Regions from separate parts of the Mus musculus genome. Here region 2 is linked to region 1. The links are chromatin contacts, found by Hi-C or POLR2A ChIA-PET in ENCODE. All regions are on one chromosome and are shown on one strand. Each heading gives the region's core, a stretch centred on a gene start or an enhancer-like site at or near the end of the contact. The rest is flanking DNA. Distances are from core to core; before and after follow the strand shown.

What was found. Hi-C counts contacts between places; a loop is a spot of excess contacts on that map. ChIA-PET counts read pairs that join two places held with the same protein, here RNA polymerase II (POLR2A).
Region 2: a loop to region 1 is called in a map of left cerebral cortex, with 2.3 times the contacts of the local background. The contact joins the promoter of Gsdme here to the promoter of Mpp6 in region 1. A Hi-C loop is called at or near these places in 1 of 37 maps with a recorded cell type or tissue (left cerebral cortex). POLR2A ChIA-PET finds 5 or more read pairs at or near these places in 2 of 5 experiments (Patski and embryonic stem cell).

The regions. Positions count from the first base shown.
Region 1 is chr6:50,105,713-50,112,563 of GRCm38, forward strand. It overlaps Mpp6 (membrane protein, palmitoylated 6 (MAGUK p55 subfamily member 6)), which reads left to right and starts at 4,529. Exons shown (of 13, transcript NM_019939.2): 1 at 4,529-4,752. Gm38805 (a long non-coding RNA gene) reads right to left here and starts at 4,445. Exons shown (of 3, transcript XR_869061.1): 1 at 4,228-4,445; 2 at 3,294-3,365; 3 at 1,943-2,952.
Region 2 is chr6:50,256,511-50,263,656 of GRCm38, forward strand. It overlaps Gsdme (gasdermin E), which reads right to left and starts at 5,259. Exons shown (of 10, transcript NM_018769.4): 1 at 5,224-5,259.

The DNA of each region.
Region 1 (6,851 bases), core at 3,279-5,778:
TTGGGAGCCAGAAGAGATGGACAAAAGACTTCTTTCCTGTAGTTGCTTGTGGGCTTCGGGAGGGCTGGTGCAGCTAAACGTGTGCCTGACAGGGGAGCCTGTGGGAGGCTATGAAGGAAATGCAGGGCAGGGACACTAGGAAAGGGGATAAATGAGGGTGGCAAGAAGTAGCAAATTTATTTTAGTCATGTTAATTGGAACTGTGATTGGCTTATCCAGATGGAGATACTCAAATCTCAATATGGAGTGGAAAACAAGCCTGAAGGGAGAAGAGATGGATGGAAGCCTGGGAGCAGCAGACTCGAGTTCTACGCTTTCCCTCAGAAATCCTCCCTGCCCTTGGTAGAACACGTGTGTTTAAGGAGTGGGAGAAGATAAGACCCGGAGCTCTCAGAGACACAACAGCCAGAAACGTAGGCTTGCTCATACAGAATCAGCAAAGGTGAAGGAAGAGAGAGAAGGCCAGGGTAGGAGCAACTCCTTAAACAATGCCGAGAGGTCAACTGAATGAACACAATCTAAGCAAAGACCTCCTGGTGCCTATAGAATCCTACTGGCTTCTGTTAAGATGTCTGATAGATGAGCTATGTGGTATTTTAATAGCATCGTATTCTGCATCATCAGGTAGGAGCTGGTGCTAATATTTTACTCCCAGCACTTTCCAACAATAAATGTGTGAATAAGTAAACAGGTATATGAATGAAATTGTCGATGGTGAGGGGGTAAAGAGTAGTTTCAGTAGAGAGGTGGGCATAAAAATCAAACTCCAATGTCTAAAATACATGATGGACACACATATACATGTATACATACATACACAATACATTCTTTTGTAAGAAAGAAAAAAAAACCCAAGTGTTTCAATTCTTAAAGTTGATGGCTTTAATTGTAATGGTTTTTTAAAAAAATATGAACTACTACTGTTTTCTTTAGTTGCTAGTTCAGGAGAAGATTCTGCTAAGAACACAGCTTGTTTATTTTGGATTGTTGGCCAGTGAGACTTCAGGGAGATTAAAATTACAAGAAAAGGCCCTGACAGCTATCTATGTAAGCAAGGTTAAAACAACATTATTCGCAGTCAGCTGCGGTCCTAGGCTTTGCAAAGCCATGCTGTTGGAATGCTCAGAGATTTGGGGACCAGGAGATCTCGGGGCAGCCAGGTGAGATTAATCTGGAGAAGCTTTAGAAAGGAGATAATTTTAAGCTGTTTTGAAAGGAGACTATTCTAGTCAGTTGGCAAAGAGTCTTAGAGCACAGGATTAGGTATTTTAATTTGATTACTTGCGATAATTTGGAGCTACCCCAGTGTTGTGAAGAGACCACGTAAGTGCTTCCTGGAAGATGAGTCATCTCCACAGTTCCTACCTCTGATGTACCATGTAACTACCTGGAGAGCCCAGAAACGCACTGTTACCCAGGTTGTACCCTAGGTCAGTGCATCTAGGGAGGTACCCAGGCATGAGTGGTATTTTGTGTTTGGTCTTCTCTTTGTTGTTAAGTTCTTAGGGTGATTCTGATAGCCAAAAATGGCATAAGTTTCTCTGAGTGTAGGGCAAACTGTAAGCAGGTATAGAACAGGCCAGAATTAGAAAGGTTAGCAAGATGGCGGAAACTGGGGAGACCAGCATAGCCTTGTGTACAGAGATAAAAGACTGAAAGGAAACTATTCTGGAGGGAGCCTTGCTCAGGCTGGGCGATGCTTGTCAGTTGCAATTTTTCACAAAGCTATCCTCTAAGAACACAGTAGCTCTTATGATGGATCACTTGGAAAATGAGCACATAGGATGTGATTTTTATTTTTATTTTATTTTTTTAACATTTGGGGGCTCTTGCTATTAGAAAAATTCCTCTGTTTCTGTAAGAGCACATTTGGTCAAAGGAGACACACCATCATATAAAGTTTTACTAATACACTTAAATATTCTTATTTTATTTTTGTGTACTTTATGGGTATTTTATCTACATTTTATGTAGGAGCATCACATGCATTCTGGGTGCTCTCAGAGACCAGAAAAGTGTGTCAACTCACCTGGAACTGGAGTTACAGACGATTGTGAGCTGCCATGTGGGTGCTGGGAATCCAACTCAGGTCCCATGAAATAGCAGCAAGAATTGCTCTTAATCACTGAGCTGTCTTTCCAATCTCAGCATATTTATATTTGAGGGAGGAAAATAAAAGCTAACTGATAAATGTTGGGATTTTTTTTAATTCTGATTTTTTTTTGGTTGAGTTACAGCTAGGATATAGTGAAATTACGATCCATTTAGACTTTAGAGTTGAGATTAACCTTGAAGGAAGAGGAAAGTCAGGCCATCAACAACACTGAAGAGAAGGAAGAGGAAAGTCAGGCCATCAACAACACTGAAGAGAAAGATGCAATGTCATTTTCAACCCTAACTGTCTCCTTCCCTGGAATGAAGCTTTGTAACAGGTGCGGGAATGGATAGGTGGTGTTTCAGGAATGACATTCTCTCAGAAAGATGAGCTGGCAAGCAAGGGCAGGGGTTTCCATGTTCAAGTCAGATCATTTCCAATGGACTCTGGCATGTCCCACTTTTACAGTTTAGAAGAAGGGCAGAATGTCTCAAGGTGGGCTATTATTTATAATAAGAAGTACTGCTTCATGGTATAACCGGTACAGGAGTGTTTGATAAAACAGACACTGACAGAAAACTTCACTGGCAAAAACTCCTAGAGAAGAAGTGACTGAAGACAGCCATTGAAGCAAAATCATTTTTCTGATCTTCAGGATGAGTTCGGGACAGTGATCAGCCTCTATAACGTTCAGATGCACGGGGACAAGAGTGTTGGCAAGGGCTGGTCCTAGAGGTCTGCTTGCTGTGATTTGACAGAGATTCTCTACTTCCTCCTCAAACCTCCTTCAGCCAATTTCCTCCTGTTTGTAGGGACGGAGTAGAGTGTGACAGGCTAGTACACTGTTTCCACTGGACCTTTGAGAGAATAAAGGTACAATATAGGGAGCAGCATATCCAGAAATGGCAGTCACTTCCTGCCCCTCTACAGAGCAGCTACAATACTGGCTAGAAAAGTCTGTGGTGAAGTGGGAATTGAAAGGGCAACCTTCTAAAGGTTTACAGGTCTGGGGTAGAGTGCTGTAGGAAGGAGCCACTGAGTATCCAGAAAAGTAAGAAAACCCCGAAGAGTCCACACCACCGTGAGAGGTCAAACCATGATACTCTCTGCCTATGTCTTACTTCTCACCTTTGGGCACCGAGCCCACTCGGTCTCATTTCACAAGGTGAACTTGGCTATAGGGGACCACAATACCTACCCAAAGTTACTCCGTGCTCCTCGGCACATTCCACTTTTCTTAATTGCTTCCAATTTCCTTTTCTCAGGTTTGCTGTTCCAGGAAAAAGGGTTCTAAATTAACGCTCTACAAAGTCCCCCTACATGTTGGTTTGCAAAATTAATGATCCTCATGGCAGAGCAAATTAATCTTTGATGCTTGGTTGACGCTAAAGACAAAACTCACTGGGGCCCTCTTAAGACACAGAATCAGAGTCGTCCCCCACCCCCGCCCCTTTTCCCTTCCGTGCCAGCTACATCCACAAAGTAGGCAGTGCATTACATCTCAGAAGCCCATCTCTGAATCTTGTCGTCAGTCTGTGCAGGGGCTGTGCAAGGTGCTCAGAAGCTAGGAGAGGCTACGCAGTGGAAGCCACCAGATAGATGGTCACAGGAGAAGTTCCACTTGCACTTTCTACAGCTACTGAGGAGACGTGTTGCTCCACTGAAAGAACACTACTTGCTTCAATTTTAGGGAGACTATGACAGCATCTGCGAGAGCCCACAGCACAGGTCTGAGGGCTTGCAGAGAGATCTCAGAAAGGACTGGAAGCTCTCGCACTGCTACTGTAGTTCTAGCCAGAAGCGTTTGCTACATTGCAATGCTCAATTCCTTTTAGCTTAAAAAAAAAAAAAAAATTAAAGCTACACGCCTGTCAAAAGGACACTTTCTGAGAGGGCACCCATCAGCAATCATCCCACTCCGCGCAGGGTCGCGGCTGGAGGCACGGTACTCCGTCCTCCTCCTCCCAGGTCTGGGAAAGCCAGATGTTTGGGAGGGTCTGGCTAAGCCCGCTCCACGATCCCGCCCGAGCCCTGGCACTATGAAAGAAGCTAGTGTCCTTTCATTTGTCGGGTGTGAACCATAGCCTCGGGTTGGGCCTTTGGGAGAAAATTCAGTCCCCCTTCAAGTCCACCTCCGAGTCAGGGCTGTAAGAAGAGTGGCGGGCGCGGGCTCCAGGACTCTCGCGTCTCCTTTGTGCTATAAGCCGCTCTCGGCCGGTTCCCGCTCCTCTCCCACAGAACGTGGAGGACGCGCGCTGGGCCAGGGCGACCCTAAGGGACCCGCCCGCAGGGCCCTCTGGTGGTAGCACCTGGCGGCCAGGCCACAACCGAGGGGCGGGGCCGGGCTGGGCGGGGGTTGGCGGGGGAGGGGGGGAATCTCCGCGCGCACGAGTCCGCGCGCTCGCCGCGTCCGGCGCACGCGCGAGGCCGGGAGGAGCGCGCCCCGGCGGCGACGGCGGGAGCGGAGCGGCTGAGAGAGGCTGGCCGCGCGGGCCGGCGGGCAGCGGCAGCGCCCGGAGCCGGGCGAAGGGCGAGGCCGGCGGGGACGGCGGAAGTCGCCCGCCCGACCGCGAGCCCCTGAGTCGGTAGATGGGGCTGCGCGGCGCCCGCGACTGATGAGTGGAGCGGCGGCGCGGAGGCGGCCGAGGTGCGAGCCGGTGAGTGGCGGCCCCACGCGGTGCGGTAACGGCCGGCCCCGGAGCCCCAAGCCCGGCGGCGCCACGCGGGCCCCGCCCCTGCCACCTGGGCGCGGGAGCCGTGGCGTGTCCCTCGCGCGCCCCTCGCCCCACGCGTCCCCCGCGGGCCGCCCCTTCCGGGCGGGGCCGGCCGCCTCCCTCTGCGGCGCGGGCGCCTCGGCGTGGACCCGGGCGGGCGAGCGAGCGGGCTGGCGCTGGGACTGACACCTTTGGGGGCTCAGAGATCCCGGGGAGGAGGCTTGCTGCAACTCCTGCTGCCACTTCCGAGCCACGAGGTTCCAGTTGTTTGGCTAAAGTGGCGGTGGGCGAGCACACGCCTCTGCGGGGGCGGTCGCCGCTCAGCGCGTGCTCTCCGAGCTGGACACATTTGCCTGAAAGCAGAAAGGTGCCTGCCTTCTCTTCCCCCACTTCTATTTTGGCCGGACGGCAGGCCGGAGGGGAGTAGATGCAAGATCGGACAGCGCGGTGACAGCTTGTGGATTGGTTGGGGTGTCTTTGGTTATTTTTCTTGCTGGGGGGACTCTTTTTTTTTTTTTTTAACACTTTATTGGGAGTTTATTCTCAAGGTACCAGTTCCTGGGATCGCAGCTCGAGAAAACATTCATTAAGCTCCCCTTTTCTGGGGTGAGTATTTGTGTAGGTGGGGAGAAGGGTGAGGAAGAGACTCAAGGCTGTAGGCAAGGCTCAGAAAATTCTCCGCATTACTCAAAAAGCAGCCGGTTAAGGTCAGGCTAGCCATGCTTTTACTCTTTTCCTACGCCTCTGGGAATTCTTGGAATTTTACTTTAGCCCTCCTGAATGGGGTTCCTTGTCATATAGCTGACAGCATTCGGGGTGCGTTAAATTGGTCTTCACTTGGAATATGAGTTAGCAGCCATTTCTTCCCATGTGGTGTTTCAGGTCATTATTTCTTTTTTGGAAACTTACATACGTCTCATGTGTACTAAAACTATCTCAGCCTTGGTTAAGGGTAAATTTTGGTACACTGGTCAAACAATGCACCAGCCTTTGGCTGTGTAGTTATGATAAACTACTAGGCCTGATTGTAGTTTTGTGGTTAGAGGCCTTATTGCTCTGTAAACAAATAACTTTGGGGGTTGTTTCATTTTGAGGTCATTTGTTTCTTAAAGCTTTCATATATTTAAATTATTAAATTATTGTTTAAATACATACATTGCTCTATAAGGCTCATGTTTCTTTTATTCCAAATTAGGGTTACATAATGCAAAAATGGTTACACTTTGAGTTGCTCTATTTTGTCCTATGGAGACTACAGGCTATGTAGGAGCGCGGGCTTATGGTGTGTGTGTGTGTGTGTGTGTGTGTGTGTGTGTCTTGTAATTATTGCAGTGAATCTCATTTCCACCTTGGAATATTGAAACACACACACACACAAAGTTTTGAGGTAAAAATATCAAGCTGTTAGAGTTAAGTTTGATAGCTCTGTACAAGACAATCCTTTTTTCTCCTCTTCAGGAAAACTGTTGGATTTTATAATTTTTTTAAAAAAAATATTTGAGGGAGCAATTTGCTTTTTTTCCTAAGCTCATTTTTTTTTTCCCCCTGAAGCTGAAATTGTGTCAGAAGGCTACCCAGGCTGCTTCTCTCCTTTCCCTTTAAATTTGAGATTGAAAACAAAAAAGACAGTCACAAGACCCTGGGTACCTGTTTTATAATGTTTTAAAATTGTGTTGCTTGTTTGACTATATACCATACCTATATGAGCTTTACCTCTGAATAATGGAAGATTATCAGAAGACAACAGATGTTTTAATTAAATGCTTTGCACATTTTGGACATCTGAGCTTTATCAGAAGTGGGTGACATCCGCAAATCATTTCTGAGAGAGTGAGTTGCAAACAATACAGAGCTCAAGCTAGTCAGACAGTTAAAACACTAATAAAATTAATACAGAGAAAGGTAGGAAGACCTGATTGTATTGTTTATGTCATGTACAGTCAATGCGGATTACTAGTGAGAAGGGAACTTTTGTAAATTGTAAGTTGGGTATGTAGTAAAGCTGATAAATTCTCATTTTCCATGTATTTCTTTTGATATGT
Region 2 (7,146 bases), core at 4,009-6,508, 150 kb after region 1:
TCTACGGAGGTGACTGTAAGGCTTGCTGTTAGAAACCAAAGGGAACCAGCTGCTATAAAGGCGCAGCCCTGGTAATAGCATCAACTCTCCCAGGGAGATCAGCGGCTTAAGAAGGGGTGCTTCAAATTAACTTTTAATGGGACTTTTTTTTTTTCATTTCATCTAACATCAAACCTAGTCAACTGCCTTTTGACAGAGTACATTGCTTAAGGGAGTTACTGGGCACCTACTGCTCTGAGGATCCTGTTAGACCCAGGCTTAGACTTTAAGAAGGTGGTGTTCTGGAGAAATTAAGGCCATCACTTTCTTTTCTGTTATGTGTGGGTATAGTTCACATGGCACCAAAATCTATACTCCAAAACACTGAAACCCATCCCTGGCCACGTTCTCATTCTATTTGCCCTTAATGCCTCTTCTACTATCATTACCTTTGTGTTTTCTTACATAAATACAAAGTCTGTACACTCCTCCACACTTGTTTTTCTTATATAGTAATGTAATCCATACACGAGAACTTTCTTGTTTACAGCTGCATACTATTCCTTCCCTGAATGTATTTATGCCTAATGATCATGTCGTATATGGCTTATCATTTGATTTATTATTTCCATTCCTGCTATTTAAAAAATACCACCTTTCAGATGGCTAAATCCTGTAATCCCAGAATTATGAAGGCTAAAACTGGAGAATTGTCATGAGTTTGAGCCTAACCTGGGCTAACAGTGAGTTCCAGACCAGTCTAGACTATAGAGAAACTACTTTGAACAAACAAACAAACAAAAACCACTAAACATTCTTTCATAGATGGGCATCTGAATTTAGAGGCTAGAGCCCTAGCAAAGAGATTCCTGGGAAAGGAGTAGGTACATTTGTTACTCTAAAGCATCTTGCCTTCCTCAGCCCAAGTAACAATGTATCTGCTCTTACAGGTATCTCTTCAAATGTACAGTATCTATATTAGCAATGATAGGCCTCACATTTTACAATCTTTGCCAGTCTCATAGGTGAGAAATTGAATCACAGTAAAGAACTAGGTTGTATTATCTCTATACAAACAAAAGCAAACATTTGTTATTTTGTTACAAGCCTTCGGGAGTTCAGGGGACATTTCTCTCTCTTAAAAAAAGTTCTTGGCTTTTCTACTGTTTTGTTGTTGTTGTTGCTGCTGCTGCTGCTGCTGTTTTGTTGTTGTTCTTGTTGCTGTCGTTGTTGTTAGTTTATCCATATGGGTGTCTTGCCTACATGTCTGACTGTGTACCTTGTGTACCCAGGAAGGTCAGGAGAGGGCAGTGAGTCCCCTAGAACTGTAGTTACAGAAGGCTGTTAACAGCTATGTGGGTACTGGGAATTGAACCCAAGGCCTTCAGAAAACAGCCAATGCTTTTATCTGTAAGTTATCTTTCTATCCCCTGATGTTTTGTATATGAATTTTTGTTTTTTTAATATTATTTTATTTTTTAATGATGTGTATTTGTGGTGTGTGTGTGTGTGTGTGCCATGTGAGAACAGGAGTCCTTGGAGGTTACATAGGCCTTCAACTCCCCTGGAGCCGGAGCCTCAGGCAGCTGTGCGTCACCTGATGTGGGCCTGGGAAGAAAACCCCTTCTGGAAGAGCACTGGGCACTTTTAGTCACTGAGCCATCTCTTCAGCCTGCTTGTTTTGTGAAACAGGGTCTCACACTGAAACCAAGGCAGCTTGGAGCATGCCTCAAACTCACAGCAATACTCTTTGCTCACCTCTGCTTCTCCAGGGCTGACATTATCGGCATGAGCCACCACACCTAGCCAAGGAAGTTTTGTTTTTATTCTTAATGGTTTTGAGGCAGGGGGGTCCATGTGTTCCGACTGGCATCAAATTCACCATCCTCCTGTCTTGGCCTCACAAATGTTGAAATTACAGATATGTGTCATCATACCTAGCCTGGAAACTTTTGCTATAAACAGAGGGATCAGCCAAAATACAGGCTAGAAATTTAACACAATCAAGTTTACCTTGTGCCATTAGGAGGCACCACATTACCACCATCATCTCAATCACCTCAGGTTACTGACCAGTCAACAACGACCTAGCATGCCCAGAACACGAGCAAAGACACTAGAACAGGAGTTCGCAACCTGTGGGTCCTGACCCCTTTGAGGGCTGTATATCAGATATCCTGCATATCAGATATTTACATTATAATCCATAATGGTAGCAAAATTACAATTATGAGGTAGCAATTAAATAATTTTATAGTTGGAGTTCACCACAACATGAGGAACTATATTAACGGGTCACAGTATTAGGAAGGTGGAGAACCACTGTTCTAGAAGGATCTAGATACAAGGATCTAGTACCCACATTGCCCAGTGCACAGAAACACAGATAGATCTCAACCAGCCAGAAGTCAGATTTTAAACTCAGACTTCCATAACTCTCCATCTTGGAAGCACATGACAGTAGACTCAGGGCTAGGCATATAAAAAGTCGCTGAGCTTCGTGGTCGGGGCAGCTCCCGCATGCTCGCCCAGAGCAAGCTTTTATTCACCTGCCTGGTTGTCTGGCTTCCCAGACAAAGCAGACTCCACCATAAGCAGACTGTGTGGATGTGGTTAAGGACAGACAGGGGCAGACTCCTTGAAAAGGAAGAAAGCAAGGCAGCACCCAGAGTTAGCAGAGAATGCCTGGGGCTGCTGGCTTCTGAGAACAGGGAATCTTAAAGGGAAAGGCTAGGGTGATGACTGAATGAGAGACCGCCATCACTCGCACTTGGGTGGGTCTGGTCCGCTCACTGACACGTTGGACTCTGAGTTTTGAGGCAGCCTATTCTTTCTCCCTTCCTACTTAAGATTCCTCCTCCTTCTCCTCCTCTTCATTTTTCTTTTTTTATTGACAGTTTGAGGCCTGCCCCGAACTCCATAACCTCCTGTCTCTGCTTCCCAGAGGTAGGATAGACTTCTTCTTCAGAGCTCTGGCCTTGCCACAGCCAGCCCCGGATTCTAGGGGAGCGCCCATCAAACGCCAAACACACCACATAAAGAGCAGGGCCAACACATGCTGGGTTCCTGCTCTCTGCCAGGTGATGGGCAGGATGCTTTATGTATTTCCTCATTTATTCTCCAGAACAACTCCCTGAAGCAAACATTTTCATCATACTGCAGATGTGAAAACTGAAGTTGAAACACATTAAGTAATTTTCCCAAGACCTTGAGAAACAGACACATCAGAGGCCAGCCTGGTGTTGCTTCGAGCTGAACTCGAATTCCCCTACTGAACATGAACAGGGACACAGGACATCCACATGAAGTAAGGGCCCTGTGGTCACAAACCACGGCAAAAAACAAGACCACTCTGTCACCGTGATCAACCAGAAATCAAGCACTAATGCTCTCCAAGCCATGAAGGGGCCAATACCACCATCCTCCCAGTTTATCTAGTGACTGACTGCTGCTTGGCCAACCCCAGCCACAGCCTAACTCTGCCAGGCTTTCCGAGTAGCAATGAATTGTGAAGAGTTGCAATCAGAATTTTTCCCCACTTAAAGTCAGCCTCTAGTCTAGAGCAAAGAACTCCCTCTGAAATCACAGACAAACTACATCCCTCTTGCTGCAAGGAGCAAGAAAACCCAGCAGGTCCAGATCCCAGTAGCTTTGACTTGGGGACCTTGAATGTCCACCAACAGAATTCATACTGAGCCAAAAAGACCACCTTGACTCCAGAGCAGGTGCTTCGGACCACCCTGCTCTGCTGACCCCTAGTTAATGTTTTCTTTTTTAATTTAGATGCATTTGATTCATTTGGTAATGACAGTGTGTCAGGACAGGCCAATTTCAGTTATGGTAGAGACAAAGCCATTGCCTTGGAAAATGTATCTTTCCACCAATAGTGTGTGAAAGGAACAAAGGGTGGTCAGAGGATAGGCCTGAGCCTGGCAGGGCAGACCGAAGCAGGCAGCCAAGGCTTTGAGGAGGAGCAGAGGAGAGTGGGACAGAGGTTACGATCAGAGGGAGACAGATATGGTGGCACAGCTTGTAATCTGGGTACTCAGGGCTAGAGAGGTTGAGGCAGGAGAATTACAAATCCAAGACCAGGCTGGCCCTCACAGACAGATAATATCTTTAAAAAAATGTTTTAATTAATTTTCAAAGGTAAACACAGTTATGGGGATTGGCAGAGCTTTCCTGTAATCCTACCACTTGGCCATGGGAGAAGCCCCAGGATCAGAGTGTTCAAGGGCAGACCAGGCTCCCAGGACTGGATCTCAAAAAGAAACGAGAAGATTCCTATGTATAAAGAGGAGACCTCTCCAAGGACTCCAGAGTTCAAAAAGAACAAGAACACCCTGTGGCCAATATACAGCTTCCTCAGGAGGCAGGCCATCCTGGAGTCCAGGGATGTGGGCAGGCAGTCTAGGTTGCTGCTCTCTCTGATCAGGGGTCCAGCCTTTCTTACAAGAAGCACTCCTAGGTGATGCATGTTGAAGAGAATTCATTGTTATTGCATATCTAGATTCTGTTCCTCCAACAGCTCAGATCTTTTCCTTCCACTCCCAACTCTGCCTACGGGTTGACTGTCACCTGGGCCCAGCTGTCCTGGAGCATCCTCCCTGACTCCTCTCTCCAAGTCCCATTCAGACTCCCAGTGAGTGGCTGGCTGTTTTGTTCAGGCTTCAGCAAAGCCTGGAAGCTGCCTGGTGTCTTTCCCTGAGGGGTGCAAGTGGGAAGAACCCCTCCCCAAACGGCCACTCCAGGCAAAAGGCCTCACAGTGAAGAGGTTCAGTCAGTTACCCCAGGTCAGGCAGGACCCATGCCAGCCTGTGATCTTCCTGCACATGCACTCATGCACACACTGGATCCTTCTGACACCGACACAGGAGAGAGATTAGAAGACAAAGGATGGATGCATGGGATATGGTGAAGGCATGGTGAGATGGGGTGCCAGAGAACACCAGCTGCACTTGCCACATCCCAGGACCACAGGAGTGGTGGTGATCATGGTGGAAGGGGCAAGGATGGAATGGAGACAGGGCGAGAATGAGACTATGGGTAAGAAGGAGCAGCTGCTCCTACTGGAAGGTGGGGAGAAAAAAGGAGATCACTACCCCAATCGCCCGCCTCTGGGAGATGTAAGGGGATCTTCCGGGGCAAAGGGGAGCCGACAATTTGCCCCAGGCCAGGACACAATGCGGGCGGAGGGAAGAGGAGCCCAAGCGGAACCCGCAGCTCGCGCCCGCCGCCACTTACCCGCGCGCCGCCTCTCCGTCCTGCACGCTCCGTTCTTTCACGCGCACGCGCGCGTTCCCGGACACCCACAGAGAAGAGGAGGGAGGGCCTGGACCTTTGCTCCGTCCTGCCCCTGGATGCCTCAGCCGGTCCACAAGCTAAGGGATGGCGCCGGGGGCGGGGCTGAACCCGGGAGCTGGGGGACCTGGCAGCAGAGTTAAAGGCGCTAGCTGGTCTAGGAGATCCAGGCAGCACCAGAGACTACTTCTAACCAGACACTGCCTGTCTTCCTTCCGGAACTGCCAACCGTCCGGGTCAGTCTCTGGCTCTCCATCTGCTCCACAGGAGGAAGATGGGGACGAGACTGTGGCCTACTGGCTACAGTTCCCTCATCCCACCCACCTCCCCTTCTCTATGCCCCTGGTTCTCCAGAGCCTGTCCAGGCACTAAGAGGGTGTGAGCTGTCAGCGTGGCTTTGCAGTGTCCAGGAAACTCCCACCTTGGCCTTGGCAACCCTTGCACTTGTTTGGGGCTTGGAGCTTGGTGTTGAGTAGCTTAATCAGAGAGGTAAGCTCTCTGAAGGCAGAATCAAGCCTACAGGCGCTTGGTAAACTGAGGGAGAGGATTGAAGCAGAACGTTGCACCCTCTGAGTCAATTTTTATAGGATGTTCTTTCCCGTGCAATAAATAGAAAAAGAGAATTCTCCTTCTGCACCCCCACCTCCAAGCCCCGGATTTACACACTCAGAGAGTAGCCGCACTTTGTGGCTGCCCCAGTGGGGAGGAGCCTGGGAGGCTGCTAAAAGGGTGGAGTCTCTTTTGGTCCCCTCACGTCAAACCTCTCCTAACTATCCACACTACTACCCTCTGTAGCTCCTTCCATACTCTATGATTCTCCTGTGCTCCAACAGCCACCACTCTACTATATGTAGAATACAAACGTCTTCCCTAAATCTTCATGTCTCAGAGGACAGTAACTTTTGTCTGCTTTATTGACAGTGTCCGGCTCCAAACTTGAAACTTACTGCATAGTAGATACTCAGTAAATTATGCTTGGATTAAATGAGATGGCCAGCATAGCATGCAAAGGTGCCTGGCGCCAAGTCTGACCATCTGATTGGGTCCCAGAGCCCACACAGTGGAAGAACTGATTCATACAGGGTACCCTTCAGTTATCCCCTGACACACACATGTATATAATAAAAAAAAAATCTTTTAGAGAAATGAACTGTCGCGTTTGTTCCTCAGACGGGGCAGATGGAGATTGTGGGGTGGACTTCATAAGTTATCCCGGTTCAAGCTTTCTTTTCTAGCAACTTAAGCCATGTAAGGGGATGAAGATTTTTGGTGTCCATCGCCTTTTGACCTGGCCGGTTAGCTTAAGGTCATCCTCAAAGCTGGTCCAGGCAATGCTTATACTGAAGGCCCCAGTTCTGTTCAGCTAGCTCCTCACTTGTAACTGATGTGCACAAGGAAGGCATAGGAGGTGGGTATTGGATGAGGGAGTAAATAGAAATTGCTAGAGCTGTTCGTCTGGTCCCCTGCTTTGCCCGTGTGAGTGAGTGAGGTCAAGATGCATCCAAATCTGTAGAATCTCATCCTGAGATCAGCAGGAGTTTCCTGTTTTCTCCTTGCCCAGGGCCTGTATGTTCCAGTGCTACACGTCGGGCTTACAACCCCCACCTCCACTACCCTTGAGGTAGCCTGGTGGTCAAATTACAGGTTTAACTTCCTCTCTCCCTATAAAGACATGACCAGCAAGCTCCTGGAATTCCTCTTCATGCAAATGAGGCATTCCTAGTACCTCAGTCCCAGCCAATGATATGCACCCATCTCGAAAGCCCCTACCCACTCCCCAACGTTCCTACAGCCCTTGTTACCCCCAATAAAGGAGCACTGTTCTGCTGAAAACCATCTCTGGATAAACCTACCCAACCAGCTGCC